Linked DNA regions of Homo sapiens: regions 2, 3 and 4 are each linked to region 1. A link is a contact called in ENCODE Hi-C or POLR2A ChIA-PET data. All regions are on one chromosome and are shown on one strand. Each heading gives the region's core, a stretch centred on a gene start or an enhancer-like site at or near the end of the contact. The rest is flanking DNA. Distances are from core to core; before and after follow the strand shown.

Region 1 (3,616 bases), core at 608-3,107:
TGTAATGTAATATTTAGAGAAAAACATATTAATGCATTTTAGTGCTAAATGACATGGAGGGTTATTGATCAACTCTGTACAGCATATTTAATTTCTTAATACAACATGACCCATGGTGATGGTGTTTTAGATAAAAATCTCATGGATTTGATTATTATAATTTAAAAATACTTGATCTAATGAAAATTATTTTAATACATTTCTGGTTGAAATAGAGTGTATTTGCAATAGAAATCTTTCAAATATATTTTGTAGGATTTATGAAGGTAGAATGTTCAGTGCTCCCTCTCCAGGTTTTATCATATTGGTGAACTGACCTCTCAGCTCACAACTGTGGTAATAGTTTTGAAGAACCAAATAAGATACTCTGATAGGATAGTCTATTTTTGATTTGTCTATTCCAAATACATTCACAAGAAACCTATCCATCACTAGTAAAATTTCATTACATCCCCAAATCTAATGAGATCTATGAAAAAAATACAATGAAATCAATTTTATTCTTTTAAATAGCCTATTTTAATACAATTCATAATATTAAGAGTGAATATGTAGCTTTTTGGCTTGATTCTTATTCTATGCTATTTTCTAATGATGCTTTTTTATTGTTATTCATGTTCTTAACAATGCTCTGTGTTCTTCAGAGGCAATTCCAAACACAACTTTAATTTTTGAAAGTGCTCAGACATTTGAAAGTCCTGTGTGTGTGCGTGTGTGTTATGTATGTATATATTTATAGTTTCAACAGAACCACTTGCTATTGTAAATGAGACTAAAAATGTACTTTGAACTAAAAATTTCCATACTTATATGTTTATATGATTTAGATTCTAGAGTTTTGTTATTGTTTGCTTTGTTTTGCCAGACTTTAAGCTACTCCTGATATATAGTACCTGGAAAAATATTTCCTTTCCACTAAGTTTTTGGTCTTTAGGTGGCTTTTAAAAGTTTCTACGGAACCTTCAATTCCACAAAAAGTTATCCTCACTGCAGCATGAAAAGGCACAACTTTGATAATAAATGCCTAAAATCCCATAGTTTGTAAGAAAGTAGAAATCAAGTTTCCTACTTAAAGTGTTTTTTTTCCAGTCATATCAGCTATTACTAAGAATTATAAAACTTCTTGATAAATTTTTTCTATTCTAATTAATTGACTTTTAGCTAATTAAAAAATATACGGGTTTGTATTTTTTGCAAAATTATACAACTATATTACAAAATTGAAAGAATTTGGTTTTTTCTCCATGTGCTTGATTTTTGGGAAATCATATAACAAGCCAAGGTAAAGCAATTATTTAAAAAACCCACAGCAGAAAATTTCACCTTTATTACATATGCTTATATTACATTTGCAGTAAGGAGTGCCACCTTTTGAACTTTAGGTTTCACATATTCTGAACTTTGTTGTAAATAGGAACTGTAATGTTATATAATCATCTTTTTGTGTCAATATACGTTTTCCCTCTAGTTGGTCAGAAGTGATGGCTTGGCATACAACTTTTTTCATTTTCTTTTATTCTTCACAATTCTTTTCTAATTCAACTTAAGAGTAGAGTCCACCAATCCTTTTAATTGAGATCGACAACTGAAGATTGCTAACTAAATCCGAATGTATTCCTCTATGACAAACTGCATTTGCAGAATTTTTAGAGGCACTCCCGAAGTTTTAAGAGGATGTTTATTACACGAGTCTGTAGGGCAACATTTCCAAGTTGGTACACATAAACGAAAGAGGAAACGATAGTTAAGGAAATCCTGTTCCAGGTTTTCGGGCAGCCCGAGTGATTGACACATGATATCACCGGAGGCGTGTCCTGGAGTGGAGGTGGAGGTGGAGGCAAGGAGCTGAAATTCTGCGTAGCCGGAGTGAGACCGCTCTGCAAACCACTGCGTGCTTTGCAGAGTGATTATCAGCACAGTTCCCTGCCCTGGATAAGGAACAGCTACAGTCGCTGTTAAATGTGCCTGAAAAGCAATTTGCAATCTTTGCATTAGGTAAGTACCGTTTCCTTCCGTAGACATTTTAGGAAAGATAAGGTGAGAAATGTTGACTTTTGCAAGGAACTGAACATTTATTTATTTGAACTTGCTTTCCAGCTAAGGTTACTGGTTGCATTTCAAAACACCGGTAGCATTCCCACTGCTAAAACTAATGCTCTTAAAGTAAATGCTACCGCTAAAAGAAAAAGCAGGGTCCCTTTCACCTTTCCTTAACCGAACAGTAGACGTTTAAAGTCTGAAACGATCGAATTTGTGAAACACAGAGCCGTTAATGCCTTTATGCGAAGAGGGGCTAGCACTCGGTGTGTGGACCAAATGCGTGTTTGTTTAGGCATTGTTGGCGACCGAATCCCGAGTGAAGCATTGGTTTAAAACCTGAATTTCCCGTCTCTGTGTATTGATTCCTAACGCGCAGAGGCGTTGCTTGAACGTTGTTTGAACTCCTAGGCATTCCAGGGGGCAAAAGCACCTCGGCAAAAACGTGCAGGACTGCATGTTACTTTGGTTCGCGGCTGACACGCCGACTGTGCGCCGGCCTGTCAATCACCGGGAGCAGCAACAGGGAGCACATGGCAACGGGCTGCGGGCGAGCTGGCCAGCGGCCCGCCCGGGGTCCCAGCCCTTCGAAGAAAGGGACATTCACGAGCTTCTATCTCTAATTCTCTGTCGCAGGCATTTCGGCCGTGGAACCCCAGGCTCGGAGGACTGGGTGTGAGCGCTGCCCGGGAGAGGCTGACCTGCCGGGACCGGAGTGCCCGGGGACGCTGTGCCCCCACTTGCCCAACGTGCGGAATCGGCTAAGCGCGTCGGCCTGCGCGGGGCACAAGGGACGACGCCCGCCTTTCTCTCTCCGAGAAGGATCCCCAAACCTCACTCTCTTCACTCCTCCCCGCTAAAAAAAAAAAAAAAAAGAAAAGGGTAAAAAAATCCCCCTCCCCCTCCCGGCCGCGGCAGCCTCTGCCTGGCAGGCGCGTGCTCCGAGGTTTCGCCGGGGTACTGCGCGGCTCCGTGACCCACCCGCCGACGGCGGTTCGGGCCCCGACCCGGGCGCTGCGGAGTCTCGAACGCCCGTGACGTGGATTTTTCGCTCGTCAGGAAGCCGCCATCCCTTCCTTCGTTCCTTGCGAGGAGCGACTAGAACCCGAGTTCTCTGAGCACACCGTGCCGTCAGCTGGCCCGTCACGCACTCGACTCCGCCACTCCCCTACTTGTTTTTCTGAGACTTGGGAAGCCTTCCTGAAAGGATTTGTAAAAACTGGTTCTTGGAAAGGGGCTGCAGAAGACCTCCCGAGGTGGATGTTACTGAGCCGCCCGGCGAGCACCAGCCGTGACAGGTCCGGGCCCGGCCGCGCGGAGCCGCGGGAGAACTGCCCTCCGCAGCCGGAAGGGGGCCGCGGGGAGCGCTCCTGGCCGGTGGCGGCGGGGGCGGGGGAGGCCGCGAGCCGAGGCGCTCCAACTCCGGCGATGCCGCCTCGCCCTCCCCGCCGCGGTTGATGCGGCACGTGCACGCCGCCGCCCGCACCAGGACCTGGGCCGGGTCGCACGGCTTGGCCCCCGGCCACCGCTTCGGCCTAGGTGAGTGTGTGCGGCGGCCGCCCTCGGCCCGCTGGGCTGT
Region 2 (3,283 bases), core at 422-2,921, 300 kb after region 1:
TGCTATATTTTTCGTACCATATGTTTTTTGAAATGCTTATAATGCTCTCTTTTGGTGAAGAGGATTTGTTTGTGGATGTCATAAAGTCAAACACTACTCGTGTCTCATGATAGTAATCACCACCAATACCACCGTAATAGTAGTAATCTTTGGGTTGAATGGGCCAATCAAATTTATAATCTGCTATACTTGTCTTCTGATCTTCACTAGCGTGGCTTTTGTGTGCTCATGGAAAAAACAGGGAATAAAAGCTTGGTAGTTTACACGCTGTTAAAATTAAGAAAACACGATTTAGTATTAAAAGAGGTAATGATTTAATTTTGGAGTTGCTGAGTTGAGCTCTGGTGGTCTGGGAAGCTCGGGGGAAAATTTAGATATTGCAGTAACAGATTTGGGTTGGAATATTTTGTGACTGCAATAGCAGATGCACTTATAGAAGGCTTTACAAATCCAAATGTTGCTTCATATGACCTTGGGACATGATGGATTTCCCAAGGCTCCAGATTTGACAATAAGTTTTCTGTTTAGCCAAAACATGAAAATTCTTCTTCTTCACACGTTATTTAAAGAAAAGTGCTTAAAATTACATGGTATTTAAAATTTACTTAGTTGTAAAACCTATTAATAGAATATAAATATATGGTTTTTAAATCAGTACAATTGATTTGCAGGCTTAGGTAGCTTAGATTAAGGTAAATATCTTTTATGGTAATTTTCCTGGAACTGTAAATATGACTTATGTGTCTCCGTATCTTTGTTTCCACTGAAGACTTTGAAATAGCAATAATTGGGCCTTTTTGAGGACTTCTTGGGCCTTTTCAGGACTTCTACCAATTTGTTAATAGTATGCACCTTGGAAATTTTTAAGGATTCACCCAGACTTTAATAGTCACGGTTAATATATTCAAATGGTTTGAAAATTTGTGCTTGTAATATGATGATTTGAATTCTTGATACTGGGGCACTTTTGATTATCTTTGCACAGTGTGCATTTGCTTGTAATTTTTTTTACTTTGATGCACTGCTAATAGATAATATACCACACATTCTATGGATATGTGCTAGTTGACCCAATCAGAATAAATGTACAGGAACTCTGCTACATGGTAAATATAATTAAATACCATGAAAATGTCTTATTAACTTCTGTAATCTTTAAAAGTACGCAATCAATCATATTACTTGAAAAAACTTTATTTTTCAACCTATGATACTGCTTAAGGCTCTGTTCAAGGATGCATTTAAAAAACATGACAATTCTAAAAAATAAAATAGAAATTTTAACTGTTTGAATAATGGAAGGTGCACATTGACAGTAACTATTCATACTTTGTACCAAGATCTTAGTTTGACATAATTTTTTCAGCCTTGTTTGGATTTACAGTTAACCCTAAAAACATTAGTAAATGGTACCCACACTTTTAAATCATAAAAAGAAACCTAGATTTGTTTGCAGTTTTTTAATCTGTTGTTAATAAACTTGAAAGAACACAGCCCTGTCTAATAAACACATCAAACTAATGGGTACCAGAGCAGTTCAGAAGAGTGTTTGTTGTTTGGTGTTTAGGTTTCAGTCAGAATTAATCAACAATGGATGGGGCCTGCTGTATTTATTAGCAACTCAAATCCCTGTGATTTAATGCCAGGTCCTTTGACTCATTCCAGTGAATGCTGGCAAGTTTACAGCACTAATACATACTTACATCCTCGGGTCTTTAAAAGAAAGGGAAAAATAGAGCCTAAAATCAGACCACAGGATTGGCAAGAATTTCCCGAGAGCCATTTTGAATTTAGCCCTATACAGTGAGCCTGTGAATAGGAAGCAATTGATTCAGGAACAGTGGAGCCTTTTTTTGCCTGAAGAAGCCTTCAGCTGTGCAGATGGCTTGCTGGCATAATCCAGTCTGCTTTTGTCTTTTATTTTATATATTAGGCTACTTTCTTCTCACACTTTATATTGCTTTTATTTTCTCTCTGTGCTCTAAGCCTCCAAATTTCAGGGGCAAGGAGAGGTTGCAAGGGTTTAGTGAGGGTGGCAGGACTATATGTGGAGTATTTCCCACAGATTTATGAGTTGCTGGTAAATCGCTGGCAATGCTGCCTGCTTGTCACAGTCAGCACTAGGGTGTTCTTTGTACAAAAGTGTCAACTTTTGAATGAGGACTCTGGAAACAGATGTAAAGATTAATCTTGAGAATGCATTTTTCTGAGGCCCTGAAAACGTGCCTACTTGTGCAATAGCCCTGGTTCTAGACATTTATTTTTCAAAATGATCTCATTCCTCAGTTACAAAGACTTACATTCTTCACTGTTCATGTTCAGAAAATTCCACAGCCCTTAGCCATTCCTCCTGCTTCTCATGTCTGGGGGCTGCCTTTCGAGAGCAGATTATTTGTGGAAAGACATTATTTATCTGGAAACTGTTCAGTGAAAACTTGATGGAGTTGTTGTTACTCTAGGGACCGTCTATCTCCCTCGGAAGATAAGATTTGCCAATGCTTCCCCCCTACAACTTCCTATGGGAAGATAGCTGACTTTTGGCCTGATAAATAGTTTCACATTGGATGGGTTGTTGCCATCTCATGCATTCTTTTTCATCCTTCCCAGATATGCAATTTTCTTTCTTAGTGTCTTGCTTTCGGTTGTATTGTCTTTTATCCCCCCTCTCATACGGAAGTAAATTTTGAAGAAGAAATATATGCTAAAATGGGTATTTGTTCAGGTTTTTCAATGTTAAATATTAGGATATGTCTCAAAGTGTTCTGAAATAAATCTGTGTATATAAAAAAAAATCGAGCATGTTAATCACATACCTCTGTTTTTCCTCTAGTTTTCTTCTACACAATGATATATTTTCTTTCGGCAAATAGAAGACTTTGTGGGAATGATGTAGAACATGGGTTTTTTTTTTTTTTTTTTTTGTATTGTAAATGTTCCACAAACAGAAGATAAATACCACAGAATCCACCATTTTGGAATGACTTGTTTGTGAGTCAATTGTCCTTGTTTCCCCTCCTTAAAAATTATATCTTCCATTTATATGGGAAACACATGTAGATATTTCCTCTTTTCTTATCTTTAAACAAGATTTGTAATACATTTCAGCTGAAGATTAAAAAGATCTGGTCCTCTAAACATTTGTATAAGATTAGCACATGTACTGACATACAGACTTTTTCACTGTTGTAATAATTTCCTATATACTCAGCACTTTTGTTTGTGAAGAACATTTATTTTGGTACTGCCATACTTTATTTTCTCATTGCACCTCTTTTAAATTGCA
Region 3 (3,221 bases), core at 207-2,706, 470 kb after region 1:
GTTGTGCAAGCTGAAAATAGTTCAGTGGTGGTGATGATTGCACAACAATGTGAATGTACTCAATGCCACTGAATGGTACACTTAAAAATGGTTCAAAAAGTAAATGTTATGTTATGCATATTTTATCACCACTAAAACAATAATAATTTTGGATTTTACCTCTAACATGTGAAACTAATTGTAAGTTGCCTACTTTGTGCCAGATGGTGCGCTGGGTACTTTACATACATTATTCCTGATAAATATGATTCTCATTTTATAAGTGAGGAAACAGAAGTACATAGAGGCAGTCAGGCATGGTGGCTCATGTCTAATCCCAGCACTTTGGGAGGTCGAGGTGGGTGTGTCACATGAGGTTAGGAGCTTGAGACCAGCCTGGCCAACATGATGAAACCCCATCTCTACTAAAAATACAAAAATTAGCTGGATGTGGTGCCGCATGCCTGTAATCCCAGCTACTTGGGAGGCTGAGACAGGAGAATCACTTGAACCCGGGAGGCGGAGGTTGCAGTGAGCCGAGATCATGCCACTGCACTCCAGCCTGGGTGACAGAGCAAGACTCCATCTCAAAAAAAAAAAAAAAAAAAAAGAAAAGAAACAAATAGAGGCTAAGATGCTTTCATGAAGTTAAGCAATTCAGCAGCAGAAATGTGATCTGAATTCAGGTCTGTGTAGTCTCTCCATTAACCCACATCTCTGCTCTGCTACTACTCATGGGGAACTCACGTATGTGTGCAGGCATGCACATACATTTCTGTATTTTTCTTTATATGTTTTATTCCCTAGCTTATAATTAATTTTGTTAGTTACTATAAATATGAATGTTGAGGATAACCACTTAATTAATATCACAAAGTTAATCCATGTAATCGCCTTATAGTATGTGGCATGTACCAATTCTCATTGCCAAACGAATCTGTGAGGAAGAACTGCCCAAATACAAACAGCTTTATTGGATGCCTCAGGAAGCAGGGAATTAGAGTGATTGCTTAGGCTTCAGGCTTTGCAATTACAACCTGACATTTTGGTAACAGCAATTTAAAATTTAAGTTCCAAAAAGGCTTAAGACCAAGTCTGTCATTTGACACTTTTTTCCCTCCACATTTTTGGGAAAAGAATGAATTGCTTAGAAATGGATCTTGTGGAACTGCTAGAAATTTTTTCTAAGTGTTTTTGGTCTCTGAAATGAGCTTACTTAATGTGTGTTCATTGTGTAAAAGAAGCAATCTGTCTGGTATAGACAGGAATTGGATCCCCATGGTAAACAAAATTGCCTCAGCCTTGCTGGAGCATGTACTTTCTAAGCAGTGGGCACAGAGACAGTGTAATTGGCTACCTCCTGCTTGTAAGTATAGGTATGTTAAATGTGGGCCTGAGGGGAACCTCCATTTTGGGTTGTAGTTTATTATTAGGTGAGGAAATTACTGGACACCTCCAGCTGCCATTAATCAGCCACAGAGTCAGACTGGAGCCAAGGGAGAAGCCTGTGGGTGGATTCTGCCCAGTGCTGTGGAAATACAAGAAGACGGAGACAAATGTTTTCCAGCCTAGCAGCTCTAAACTCTGCCCTTTCACAGTCCTTAACATGCATGTTCAAATTGATTTAGTCCATTTACCCCCTCAACCTAACCATCTATTTTCCTTGAAGACTGACAGTTTTATGTGTTGCTACCATGTTATTATGTGTTGCTGCTCTGCCGGTAGCTATAGTATTTCAGAAACATTTACTTCCAGACATAAAGGATGAATGAGGAGGGGGGGAATGTAGAGAAAGGGAGGTGAGGTTGAGTCATTTTAATTCCTTTTTTATAGGGTGCAAAACATGCCCATCTTGGCACTGACTTTCTCTCTCCCTCTCGTTTTTTTCTTTATTCCTTTTCTCTGTCAATGATTTCCATGATAAAACCTTGAATAACATTTCCCACTTGAGAAACGCATCTGTCAGGTGATGTCAATGCCTGGCTTACTCCTCTTCCTGTTGGGTTGCAAACATGGCCTTCTCTCATGGTCCTGGAATGCTGACATGGTCGGGCAGCCAGAGCCTAACACAGGTAGGGTCAAGCTGAAAACATGGGCAAGCCCTCCTGTCCTCAGCCTGGCTTTGGAGGGAATGGGAAGAACCTAGACACAATTTATTGTCTTTGCTGTTATGTAAATTCAGAAAAGGGAAATGGTGGAGGTAAAAGCAAGACCCCAAATAGCCTCTTGTCAGCTGCAGGGACGTCAGTCAAGACATTCCAAGTATTTGTCCAATGAGAGATATTTACCTCAGGGTAAGTGGGGATTCAAATCTGACCCCCACCCTCCACATTTTTGGAACTGGATGAAAGTGCCTTATCTGAACATGTAAGAATATTTCTGGCACTGAAGGCCAAAGACTAAAACTCTGAGTTAAAATAAATACTCAGAGATGGAAAGGAAACAGTGAGGTGAAAGGTTTGATCATTTATGAACCTCTGAACTCACTGACTACCATACCCTTGTTTTATTCTATCTGGTTTTCATGTACGAATCTATGCAAAGGCAAACAGAGAGACTCTCCTTTTACTTTTCCTGCTTTTGTGTGGACAAGTAGAAAATGAAAATTCTATTGATTTATGCTACACAAATAAAAATAAAACACATAAAATAAGGCAATTTGAAGTATGTAACCAGATATGAGAATTTTCTGATATTTCCTGTGGATCAGGTCTCAGTTATGCATAGGATCTGATTCTATTGAGTAGTCATGATGATTACCTAGTAATAGAAAAAGGTTTTAAAATAGTACCTTGAGAGCAAATTATTTTATAGTGAAATAGAATCTGAGGAACATTGAGACAGACATGCTTATATGGATATACACACATAAACCTATACATGTAATTTCTTTAAGGAAAAAACTTTATTACTCTAGCATAAATTAAACTTATGGTTCAGGGTTGTAGTCACCCAGTGACTTTCGACATGGGTCCACTTTGGGCTGCTGGAGGTTTCTGGGAGGAGTCCTTGAGTGGGTGTTGAGAGGGTGTTTGTGGTGATCTTTACATCATCATCATTTAGATGACAGTCCTTGTTTTCCCGGCAGTTCTCAGGGTTTGCATGGTTGACTGTCCCTAATCAGAGGTCACCTCAGCGATGCACTGAGATCCTCTGAAGCAGGGCACCCGTATGCCCCTAGGGAAATGAAGCATGTGGCTCCTTCAGCCATTCAGTCTCTGTTTGATGACTGTGGAATGACT
Region 4 (3,238 bases), core at 396-2,895, 440 kb after region 1:
GCCCCTGAGGGAGCATCTGTGGCCTTCTCTGTGAGTTTCTATGGGGATCTCTCCTTTGCGTTAGATGCCGTAAGCGTTAGTGTATGGATGGCAGACCTGTTTTTCCTTTGCTTCTCAACACTCAATTAGATCCGTGTAGCTAATGAAATTCATGAGAGCATGCAGCAAAATTCTGTATAGGAAGGTTTTTTTTTCCTTCTTTACATAGTTTCCCATGTTCTAAATTAGTTGTTTTAATGTTATCTATGTGTTTTTGTTTCATTTTAGGGTATCAGTGGGATAATATTAACTGCCAAAATAATTCATTAGTTGTAAAGCTCCATCCTGGCTAAACTGTGGATAATGTGCCTCTTAGCTTAGACTGCTGAAAAGTCATTATGGTCAATGACTGACCCACAGCCACCATGTGAAAAACCTGGGTTTAACTAGAAAGTAAAAACTGCTGGAACAACCTGATTGTGCCAAGAGGTAGTATGTTAAATCTATGTAGAAGTAGCAGAAGTTACAGGAAAAAAGCCAGTGATTACCAGGGTGTCACATTGTTTATGAACCAGGTTGCTGAGTCTTTGAATCTGGAGATGATAATTTAAGTCAAAATTTCAAGAGTAGGAATTCTGAGGTCAGAATCAATAGTGTAGTTGGGTATAAGTCATTTGAATAAAAAGCCGGCTTTTGAGCTTGACCCCTTTTCTCTCAGTTCCTTTTCCTAATTATCCTACTTTTCTCAAAAATGTCACTCACAAACTCTTTTGCTGTGAGAGTTAATGGTGAGGTGCATAAAATACACATACAAGTTTCAAAAGTGAAGTATAAATAGCCATAGCCTTTCAAAGTATTATTCAGGTTTAGGAAAACAAGTGCCTTTACACATCATTCGAGCACCCGAGGATGATTCTACCTGCAGATGGGCCTTTAAATAAGTGTGAGTTTGCTGCTGCTTCTCAACTCCCAGTTGGATACTGAAAAAAAAGATCTTTCTCAATTTCCTGTTCTTGTGCGTTATTAAAATCCTTCTGTTGCCCCCACTGCCACCCCTGCCTCTTTCTTCTTTTCCCATCTTTTTGTGTGGAGGATGTTATCCACAGTTCCCAGCAGTGATGATGCATTTGAGTCAGGAGGATGAGATTGTGACCCAGATACAGTGCATGAGAAATGAGTGATGGGAAGAGAGAATGACATGACGGGGGGCGGAGGGGGGGGAGAGGGGGGAGAGAGAGAGAGAGAGAGAGTGAGCAGTGGTGAAGGGTTATGAGTTGTACAGTTATTTCTAGCTTTGAATGGTTTCCAAATCTCATACATTCACAGACAACCTCGCCAAAGCCCACAGCTGTCATGCATTTTCAACAGATTCCACAGGGCCTAGATGAGGTTTGAAGGCATTCCTTTGCTCTTACACATTAGCTAAAAGGAATTACCGTAACATCTGATATTGTGGAAGTGGGACATTTGCCATCCTGACCTTGCCCAAAGCAGTCCGGAAATAGGAGTCTAAGAATGTATTATCTCATATGGCCCCTAAAGGTCACCAGGGGCCTGTCGGTGGCATTCTGAGAAAATCCAAGCACCCAATATGCTCTGCATTTGGAGAAACTGGGCTGCTTTGTATGGGCACAGTGGGCAGACACATGTTCCCATTGCTCGTTGGATGTTTGTCATAGGAAAGGCATGTTCCACTGGAGAAATTCCCAGCTGTCAGTAATGTGCTGATATACCACAGCCAATCATCAGAGGATGAGCCAAATAAACAGGATGTTCACAATGTGTGTGATTGCATGAGTGTGTAACAAAACTTCTGCCCATTTCACAGCCTCATAATGGGATTGACATGCATTGCTTAATGCATCTGTCTGTTTAGGATAGAAAGGCATAAACACCATGGAAACCATGTGTAAGAAAGCCCTTTCTTTGGCTATATGGGCTGTTGATATGATGGGATGAAATCTGGTATAAATTGGGAAAGAACATTGCTTTAATATTATGAGTTTACTTGCTGGGAAGTGCCTTGAAGTCATCCAAACACAGATGAGAAGGAATAATCAGATAATCAGTAGCTATTGAGAGTTAACAAAAGGGGCTGAGTTGATATGAATATTTTTACATACCAGTGGCGTCATCTTCATTCTTTCTTCTTGTAAGACACTCATTAGTTGAATTATTTATATAAATGTACAGAAATGAGTCAAAGTTATGTCATTGCCCTTTTTGTTTGGATATGCTGCTACTGTTAACAATTAGTTTCTAAATATATTCCCGAGGCAGCAATTTGGGAAGGGGGAGTAGTGGTTCCTTCAACACTCATGTGTAGATAGGTTCTTGGAAAAATAACATCAGGTATCCTGTTAAGTGTCAGACCTTTTACTTCTCTGAGCATTCAAATCCCCTTTGCTCAAGGTGGCACATCCATTCATGATAATAACAGTAATAAATAAGATTTATTGTACATTTCCTGTTTGATGGTACTGAGCTAAGCCTTTAACATGCATTAACTCTTTTAATTCTCACAAAACATATAAGATTGATACTATTATTATTACTATCATAATGATAAGAAAACCAGCATTCAGAGAAGATAGTAGGCTTTTAAGAAGGTAGAGTTAGTGACAGAGCAAGCTGGAACATGTATTTGAGTACTGAATCCATGCATTTAACCATTTCACTATGTTACCCTTGTGTGTCCCTGCTCTATGTGAAATTTGATTCTATTACAGTCTCTGGTGTTAATTATTTTATTGCATTGAAATGTGATTTGTATTTCCTTGAACAGGACTAATGCACAAATATAATTTTGGTATCCTAGGGTCCATCTGTATAGAATATTTCACCAACCTAGTACAGTTGAGGAACATGCCATGAAGTCTTTGTAATGATTTTTCTCTCTTGTTAAGTTTTGGTCTTTTAATTGTGGTTATTATGTGCTGCTTTTCAAACATTGCCCAAGATGCACTGATTTAGGAAAAAATCATATGTGCCAGGATGCTACCTCCTAATAATATTAACACTTTCAATAGGTTTTATGGATAAACACAGCAGGAAAGAAAAGGAGCTCTGAGTGTACAGAATCTGTGTGTTTATATTGGTTTATGAGATCGTTAGAGACTTGTATTGTATCATCTGGTAGAAAGCAGTACCACATAATGGTTAGGACTTGGGCTCTAGAGTTTCACTACTTAACGATCTGTGTGACCCTGAGCCATTTCATTGATGTCTCTGAGCCCACTTCTTTCATCTGTACAGTAGG

What was found. A loop is a pair of places that touch in the nucleus more often than their neighbours do. ChIA-PET counts read pairs that join two places held with the same protein, here RNA polymerase II (POLR2A). Pooled maps may share reads with other maps.
Region 2: a loop to region 1 is called in a map of chondrocyte, with 5 times the contacts of the local background. The contact joins the enhancer-like site here to the promoter of SPRY1 in region 1. A Hi-C loop is called at or near these places in 1 of 168 maps with a recorded cell type or tissue (chondrocyte) and 4 of 50 pooled maps.
Region 3: a pooled map of psoas muscle shows a loop between it and region 1 (4-fold over the local background). The contact joins the enhancer-like site here to the promoter of SPRY1 in region 1. A Hi-C loop is called at or near these places in 2 of 50 pooled maps.
Region 4: a loop to region 1 is called in a map of IMR-90, with 9 times the contacts of the local background. The contact joins the enhancer-like site here to the promoter of SPRY1 in region 1. A Hi-C loop is called at or near these places in 12 of 168 maps with a recorded cell type or tissue (IMR-90, ascending aorta, cardiac septum and 8 more) and 19 of 50 pooled maps. POLR2A ChIA-PET finds 5 or more read pairs at or near these places in 1 of 52 experiments (activated CD4-positive, alpha-beta T cell).

The regions. Positions count from the first base shown.
Region 1 is chr4:123,394,938-123,398,553 of GRCh38, forward strand. SPRY1 (sprouty RTK signaling antagonist 1) reads left to right here and starts at 1,858. Exons shown (of 3, transcript NM_001258038.2): 1 at 1,858-1,995; 2 at 2,674-2,919. RefSeq lists a silencer at 3,293-3,616.
Region 2 is chr4:123,698,305-123,701,587 of GRCh38, forward strand. The region is part of intron 3 of LINC01091 (long intergenic non-protein coding RNA 1091); the gene reads left to right. Among named protein-coding and RNA genes, the nearest start is that of LINC01091, 50 kb to the left of the region's middle. Within about 2 kb of position 1,672, at least 5 of the 41 ENCODE cell types and tissues checked have a DNase peak (open chromatin) inside an H3K27ac peak, as active enhancers do.
Region 3 is chr4:123,868,380-123,871,600 of GRCh38, forward strand. All of the region lies in intron 4 of LINC01091 (long intergenic non-protein coding RNA 1091), which reads left to right. Among named protein-coding and RNA genes, the nearest start is that of LINC01091, 220 kb to the left of the region's middle. Within about 2 kb of position 1,457, at least 2 of the 41 ENCODE cell types and tissues checked have a DNase peak (open chromatin) inside an H3K27ac peak, as active enhancers do.
Region 4 is chr4:123,831,171-123,834,408 of GRCh38, forward strand. The region is part of intron 4 of LINC01091 (long intergenic non-protein coding RNA 1091); the gene reads left to right. Among named protein-coding and RNA genes, the nearest start is that of LINC01091, 180 kb to the left of the region's middle. RefSeq lists a silencer at 1,264-1,558. Within about 2 kb of position 1,646, at least 15 of the 41 ENCODE cell types and tissues checked have a DNase peak (open chromatin) inside an H3K27ac peak, as active enhancers do; they include IMR-90, ascending aorta, endothelial cell of umbilical vein and 3 more, where a contact is called at or near this core.